3 separate regions of the Mus musculus genome follow, and regions 1 and 3 are each linked to region 2. A link is a loop called in an ENCODE intact Hi-C map of the cell type or tissue named here. Cell type or tissue: heart. All regions are shown on one strand.

Region 1 (2,500 bases), 250 kb after region 2:
AGCATGATGTGAGGCTTGCTGCAGAGCGTTTAGCTACTTGCTTCTAAATTGTGGGCACCTTTAATTCACATAACTGTTCCGGGCACTACACTGATCCTCCCATCTTAACCTCGTCTGTCCAAAAGCTTGCAACGAAAAATAGTATCATCGCCATTCACAATAATACTAAGACTTGCTAAAGTTTACTTGGTTATTAAATGCAGGCCCAGAATTTGAACTGTCTGACTCTGAAATCTATTTTATAGAGAACATAAAACTGATTGGTGATTGGTTACTAAACTGCCAGTTTCTTTTCTTTCCTTACTTAAAAATTACTTTTTCATTGGTTGTTGCTTTGCATAGATGGCTGGATGAAAGGTGCTGCACGTTCACCCCTTTTCCTTCAACCCCTTCCTAGGCAGCAAAACCTAACAACATATGTGAGCTGTTGGATAGTAGTTAGCACAGTTAGAGCACACTGGTTATAGTGTGCCTTTAGAGACGAGGAATACCATAAGCAGTGTTTCTATGAGATAGGAACATCCCTTATAGACTTTGTGTCCCCTTGGGTCACAATGCTGTATGTAAAGAGATACTGTAAACATTCTGGAGATGGTGTAGTGGATATTATAAATGTAGACGATAGGAATTATAAGAAAAAGTAAAGGGATGTTAGCTAGGGATTAAAATAAAGGAGTATATAATTAATCTTTAGGAATACAGAGTATTATTTTTAAGAATATAGACCTGTGAGTGTTGTCACCATCTAAAGCAAATAGTAAACTAATATGCATTCAGGAGTTAGACAAGTGGGGCTGGAGAGATGGCTTAGTGGTTAGGAGACTGACTGCCCTTTCAGAGAATCCAGGTTCCTATATATACTCAGCACCCACATGGCAGCTCTGTACAACTGTCTCTATCATCAGTTCCAAAAGGATCCACTGCCCTCTTCTGGCTTCCATGTGCACTGCATGCATATGGTACACATACATGCAGACAAAACATACACAAAATAAAAATAATGTAAAAAAAATTTCAAGACAGGGTTTCTTCATGTAGCCCTAGCTGTCCTGGAACGTAGAGATCCATCTGTCTCTGCCTCCCGAGTGCTGGAATTAAAGGTGTGCACCACCACTGCTGGGCATGAGACTTTTTTTTCCTCCCTTTGGGGGAAAAAAAAATTTTTTTTTAAAGGGTCAGACAAGTTAACAGAAATAAATGGAAGTGTGCCAGGAGGAACTCTGGAGTGTGGCAATGACTTGATAGACTGCTTCATCTAACATGGTCGGCCGTGGCTCCACACAGCTACTTGTTGACAGAATATAGGTGCAGTATTAATCAAAATGCTTTAAAAACTCAATTTCTATGTAAAATATTTCCTTTATAAATAATGTCAGCTAATTCAAGTTTTAAAAACTGATGTGAGAGGTAGGTATAGTGGTACATACCCTGTAATGCAAGTGCTTGCACGAGAGTGATGAGTTCAAATCTATTTGGCCGTTTTAAGCCTAGCCTAGGTACCTGAAACTGTTCCACCCCCACCTCCCAAACAAAATAAGCCTCCTGTGAAAGCCTAAAATGCCTTCTTAGACTGTTATTTTATACAGAGTCCATTTTGTAATCTGTAGAATATTGACAGCAATTAGCAAGAAAAAATTTGGGATTTCTTAAAAGAGAAACATGGTGGGTAGGTAACATCCTATGAAGGCAGGTTGTAGAATCAATTGTTGAAGATCATTGATAATTTATGATTATAGGTCTTAGATGGTTGATGGGTTAGTTGTGTAAAAGAAGAGAATGCTACCATAACTGAGGTGCTGTATGGTATGGGCGCTGCATAGAACTTTAGTCTTTAGGTGTTTGTATTTTTTTTTAAATTTGATTTTAATCATAGTTGTTTGGGATGGTGTAAACATGCTTTAAGTACAAAGACAATTTCATTTGTTTACAGAGAACAGAAAGAGCAGCTTCAAAAGTTGAAAGACTTTGGGTCTGAGCCACAGATGGCTGACCATCTACCACCCCCAGACTCAAGACTACAGAATCCATCAAGACCTGGGATGTATCCGGTATGGGAAAATGTGTGCTCAGAAAATGAGATTCTTTTTTTTTTTTTTTTACTGTGTATGTTTATATGATGTAGGATTTATTTTGTTTTGTTTTGTTTTTGTGTTTCTAGACAGGGTTTCTCTGTGTAGTACTGGCTATCCTAGAACTTCCTCTGTATGTAGACCAGGCTGGCCTTAAATTCATAGATCTGCCTGCCTCTGCCTCCAGGGTGCTGGGATTAAAGTCATGGGCAACCAATGCTTGGCAGTGATGTTGGATTTTTAAAATTCCAATAAGCATACATTTTTATTGTAAAAACATAAATTTTGGAAAAGTGAAAGCTTTGAACATCTTTAAAAGTAGTTAGACATATGCAAGAATACTCCTTTCCCTAGGCTTTAACAGATAGACCAAGCACAGCTGAACCGTGTAGCTCCGTGGTCCCTGGATTCAGTCCTGGTCACAGTCTTCT
Region 2 (2,500 bases):
ATGTTTTCCACATCACTCTCTTGCCGTACTTTCTCAGGCTCACTGTTCCTCGTCCTTTGTATTTCTTACCACTCAGCGAGTTAGTATTAGTCTTCATCCTCTGAGATGAGGGGCTGCAGAACTGTCTAAGAGATGGAGATGTGGCAAAAAGAGCTCATGCCAGCCTGGCCGAGTGGTGGTGTTGGTTCTGAGAGGTGACAGGAGCTACTCCCCAAACCCTCTCTTGCTCCACAGACTGTGAAGAGACCATCCCTGGGCGGATGCAGCCACTGTCCCCATTACAGAACAACTAGGATGATGTGTGGCTCGCAACTGGAAAGGGGTACCTGCAATGTTTGCACAGCCTAAGAGCACAGCCTGATGAGTGCCCTATAGTGTGGTCCCGGGGACAGACTGGTGGGCGTGTCTCATGGCCAGTGGCTGAAGCATTAAGATATTTGTGGTGTCTGAGCCAAGCAATGGCATAGAGGCAGTGATGGAAGCTCACACCCAGAGTTAAGCTGGAAGAAATAAAAATTTGGCAAGGCTGGCAGAACTGGGTCCAGAGCCCGGGCCTGATGTCATCACGTCATCTTCCCAGCGCGATGTCTTCCCAGCTAGGGAAGCAATCTTAAGTCCACGGCCTATGGCTGAAGCCATTTTCCAGATAGCTGCCCACACAAGCCCTCACTTCTACTCCTTGGCCGCACAGTGTGGGGGGCCTGGCTCTGCCACGTAACCTGGCGAACAGTGGCAGCGATAGGAACCCTCTGTGTTCTCACAGTGACCGTGTGCACAGAGTGCTGCAGGCCCGTTCAAGTCTTCACACTCGTTCACATCTATGGAAGCAAAGAAGAAAGCTGCAGGGGTCTCTGGGTCCCTCTAGCCACCAGCCCCTTCCCCCTTCCCTGGATATGACACCCAAAGGCCCCCTCTTCAGACCCCCTGCCTCATCAGGCCGCCCCAAACAAGTCAACTAAGGGACAGAACCCAAGAAGCAGTCATCTTAGCATGCCCAAGACTATGCCTTCGTGTCTTTGCTTCTCTTCTGTGGAGGATGGACCATTAAACCTGTCTTTGGGGCTTCCACTTTCACTAGCTTGACACACGCCCACTAGGGGGCAGCAGCGTGTTTCCCGGCTGCCCTAGCCGGGAGTCCTGTGGTAGGCGTGGTTCTCCAACTCACTCCAAACTCACCCACACAGGCCATGTGGGCCGCATCCAGCTGGAAGCCCTCAAAGCAGTCGCAAGTGTAGCCCTCCCGCACACGCACGCAGCGGCCATTCTCACAGCCATTCAGGATGCCACATTCCTCAGCCTGAAGGCCTTCGAAGGAGGCCAGGGGTTCTAATAGAGAGTCAGAAAGAAGAAGGCTGAGGTCTGAGGGCGTAGGTTCCCGTGTCTCTCACCCTACACCCTCCAGTACAATGGTGGTCGCTGTTGCCTGCCGAGGGTGGGGTTGTCAGTGGATCGCAACAGCCCTACAGAACGACACTGCAACAAAGGTCACACTCTCCTTAAGGTTTGGGGTGACGCTTGGCTGCCTGTGCCCAGTGTATTTCCCCTTCCCTGTCCTCCCCTGGCAGGCAGGCAGAAGGGGTGAGAGGACGGCAGGGCGTGGCTCTTCTCCAGTTTTGCTGCACGTACCTGAGTGGCTGGCTAGATAGTGAGGCTGAAGTTCAGAGGGCTGCAGAGGAGGCTCAAGGACAGGTGTGTTGTCTCCCGGCTGGCTGGCTGGGTTGGAGAAGGGAGGCTCAGGGGCAGTGTCCTCGGGGCCTAGGTAGTTATAGAAGGGAGCCCCATCTGGGCCGTAGAGGTTTTCAGGCAGATCGTCCAGGCCAGGGCCATACTCATAGCCTGGCCGGAAGTGGATCCCTGCTCCGCGCTCTGCCTCAATCCGAGCCACGTTGCACAGCTGAGCGTAGACCTCTGTTGGGGAGGACGGAGAAAGGTGCTGGGTTTTAGTTCCTGCTAGCTGAAGCTCGGTAAGCTGGCCCAGCTGGCTCTTGGCCCAAGAGGAGAACACATGGGGGTTCCTGACCAGGCTTGCGCCTTTCTTTGTCCTGAATGACCTGGACTAAGGGCAAGGCCTGGGCTTCCTGATTGCTCTCTTTTCAGGGTGAGGTATCCCCTTCCCAGAGCTATGCCCAGATCTGCAGGTACCCTCTTACCAGAGCTCCTGGGCGGGCACAGAGCGCATTGCTGGCTCCAGGCCTCCCCATCTTGGCAGCAGCATTCTGTATAGGTGGTATGGTGCCCACGCAAGGGCTGGCTGCACACATCATTGGTGACTTTTTTCCAGCAGATGTCCATGTGGATGTCATGGTCAGGGAAGTCCTCTGGTGGCACACACCCCAGAAGACTGTGAGTCCCAGGCCAGGTCTACACCCCTGATGTCCACACCCCCATCTACTCACCCGTGCTGCTGGTGCTGTTCACACAGCGCTGCCCACTGAGGTCTAGGGTGAGGGGGGGATTGCAGAGGCAATGGAAGGAGCCTTCTGTGTTCACACACTCACCG
Region 3 (2,500 bases), 92 kb after region 2:
AGATAGTAGATTTATTTTCCCCAAAATAACTTTTTGAAAGCTGGTCCGAGCCCCGGTTTCGGAACCTCGGAGCGGTTTCTCTAGTAGTTACTGAGGACAAAGGGACAGGACCCGCACTCCACTGAAGGCGTAACTGTCCGGGATACCCGCATCCCTTTGCTCCACCCCGCCCCCAGCCCTATCCCCTCTTCAGTGCTCACCCGGTGAGCCGCCCTCGCCGTGCAGCCGCGGGTCGCTGAGGGGTTTCCAGGCGCGCGACAGAAGGTGCAGCCCTGGCTGCTATCTGCTGCTGGCCCCGGGGATGGCTTCTCCGAGTCTGGACAGGTGGCTGGACTCGACGCAGCTGCTGGGTTCGGGGTGGCCTCCTGGCCTCGGCCTCTGCGAGCCTCCCAGGGTTCCCCTGGGCCGGCTGGTTCCACTCAGAGGGCGACAAGCCGGGGACCGGCGCGTCAGGCTCTCGGAACAGACTGTACACCTTGGCTGCAGCCGCTGCGGGGTGGCTGCCCACGGGGTGCCACAACCGATTCGCATCCCTGCTAGCTGGTTCGTATCTCCCTATGGAATCCCGTTGGGCATGACTTGTCCCCATCAAGACAGCCAGGACAAGTGGCAGGAAGCCCCTCCAACGCACCCGTCGGATGCATCCGGAGCAGCGAGCGGTGGTCGGCGCTCTCATGGCGCCAGAGTGGCTGCAGAGCTGTGGGCACCGGAGACCTCGCGGGGAGGTGCTTTCCATCGTTCGCTCCACAGACCCGCCTGGCGACTTGCCCCTTCCCGTCTAGGGGACCTCTGAAACAGCCGTTTGGGGGTCCAGGGGTTCCTAGGTAAGGGCTGTATGGCGTGAGCTGCCCGGGCTGCGCACCGAGCCCGAGCCTGCCGCACCTTCGCTCCCGCACTGCCGCCGTCTGAAGGGGAACCGAAGGGTTTTATTTTTGGAAACCGCCCCCTGCTTTTTCGCCTCTTTTATCCACGCCATGCCCCCCTCCTTGGAGGGACAGCTCGGCCCCCTTATTACGGGAGACAAGAATTCCAGCAACACCCTCTTTGGCACCGAGAAGCGAGCGGGCGGCGAGGGGATTAACCCGTGAGGAGCTGCGGGCGACAGGGCAGACCCGGGGACTGGAAAGACAGATGGCGTCTGCCTGGACCAGCGCACCTGAGCTGCCTTTTTCCTGTCCTGGGCAAACTCAAGTTGTCCACCTGTCCTGGATGTATTTTCTGTTCCTGACCTCACGGACCCAGATGAACTGCTTCTCGGGCCTGAAGGAAGCTGGGGAAGGTACCCAGACCGGAGTAATGGGGACCGAGCCCGAGGCATGCGCGCCTGGTCTCGTTGCTTCCACCTCTGACCGCTGGGGGCGCTAGGCGAGAATGCAGGTGTCCCTGGGGCAGCTCCCAAGAGCCGGTTGCCTATGGGGAAGGGCAACTTGGGGCGCGCGCCCCCTGGTGGAGCTGGTCACACCCTTGGCCACCGTGTTTTGTAGCGACACACTCTGCCAACCTGCTTAGAGCCTAGATCTTAATCTGCTTCCTGTGGCGCCAAGCCTTGACCTGGGCCTATGGTGATGGTGGATGCCCGCTGGAAGAGTTGTTCTCTTTTTACAAAGGTAGGCATGGAGCCTCTTGAATAAGGTGACTAAAGGAGAGTATTGCTAAAGATGGAAATAAAACCCAGGCTAGTGGCCTCTGGCCCACAGTCCACTCTTTGAACTCCTACCACCGCCCCTCATTCCTTGGAGAATTTCCCCAAGGGGCTGCATGAGCCTTTGAGCCCTGCTGGGCCGGGTTCTCACACCTTCTTGTATTGAAGGGGACAGGGATGTCCGTTGCCTCCCACCTAAATTAACCTTCTTCCCTGTGTCCCATGCCCCAAAGCCTAAAAGGCTAGGCATATATGGTTTTCCTGAAAGTGTTTTCACAGCCTACTGGCTCCTAAGCAGACAGGATAAAAGAGCCTGTAAAGGCACCAATTACAACTTCCCATACCAGCCCCTCCCTTCCCAGAATCCTAAGTAATACCTAACTGGATTAGAAAGTCTCAATATTTGACACTGGCCTACGGAGTCCTCCCTGCCCGGCTGGTTTTCTGACCGATCTGAACTTACTCCTGCTCGGTATTCATTACACAGTACCCTCACAGTCTCTGCTTGGCAAATGTTTGATGCATTGTGACGGCTCATCTCTCTACCTAGAGTATTCATCTCCAAGAGGTCTTCAGGACTACCTCTTCATTTCACCTCACAGAGCAAACATCGGCCCCTACAGTGGCCATGTGTGTTCTTCCGCTTCCCATTCCTGTGAGGAAATACCCAAGCTTGCCCACTTACAAGGGGAAATCATTTCCTGGGGCTTTGTTGTTGTCTTGGGTTGGTTTGGTTTTTGTTGTTATTCTTTGGTTTTGGTTTTTCTCAAGACAGAGTTTCTCTGTTTAGCTCTGGCTGTCTCCTTTGTAAGACAGGATGGCCTTCAGCTCAGAGATTTGTCTGTCCCCTGAGTACTG

Evidence for each region. A loop is a pair of places that touch in the nucleus more often than their neighbours do. Peaks named below come from ENCODE experiments on the same cell type or tissue, not always from the same donor. Only the 100,000 strongest peaks of a DNase experiment are listed, where the experiment ranks them.
Region 1: it touches region 2 in a loop (5-fold over the local background); 6 of 42 quality-filtered maps call a loop at or near these places.
Region 3: it touches region 2 in a loop (6-fold over the local background); 14 of 42 quality-filtered maps call a loop at or near these places.

Annotation. Positions count from the first base shown.
Region 1 is chr12:85,031,987-85,034,486 of GRCm38, forward strand. Ylpm1 (YLP motif containing 1) reads left to right here. Exons shown (of 21, transcript NM_178363.4): 6 at 1,931-2,048. Among named protein-coding and RNA genes, the nearest start is that of Ylpm1, 37 kb to the left of the region's middle. In heart, a CTCF peak has its summit at 944 (motif pointing left); no DNase peak of the experiment used is centred here.
Region 2 is chr12:84,783,578-84,786,077 of GRCm38, forward strand. It overlaps Ltbp2 (latent transforming growth factor beta binding protein 2), which reads right to left. Exons shown (of 36, transcript NM_001370743.1): 32 at 2,397-2,500; 33 at 2,151-2,318; 34 at 1,627-1,908; 35 at 1,177-1,326; 36 at 1-818. The coding sequence ends at 673. Among named protein-coding and RNA genes, the nearest start is that of Isca2, 12 kb to the left of the region's middle. In heart, a CTCF peak has its summit at 1,098 (motif pointing right); a DNase peak (open chromatin) is centred at 1,144; H3K4me3 peaks cover 418 bases; H3K27ac peaks cover 882 bases; H3K27me3 peaks cover 1,585 bases.
Region 3 is chr12:84,875,556-84,878,055 of GRCm38, forward strand. It overlaps Ltbp2 (latent transforming growth factor beta binding protein 2), which reads right to left and starts at 936. Exons shown (of 36, transcript NM_001370743.1): 1 at 201-936. The coding sequence starts at 676. It overlaps D030025P21Rik (RIKEN cDNA D030025P21 gene), which reads left to right and starts at 247. Exons shown (of 1, transcript NR_028577.1): 1 at 247-2,500. In heart, CTCF peaks have their summits at 1,367 and 1,587; a DNase peak (open chromatin) is centred at 1,396; H3K4me3 peaks cover 1,779 bases; H3K27ac peaks cover 348 bases; H3K27me3 peaks cover 2,500 bases.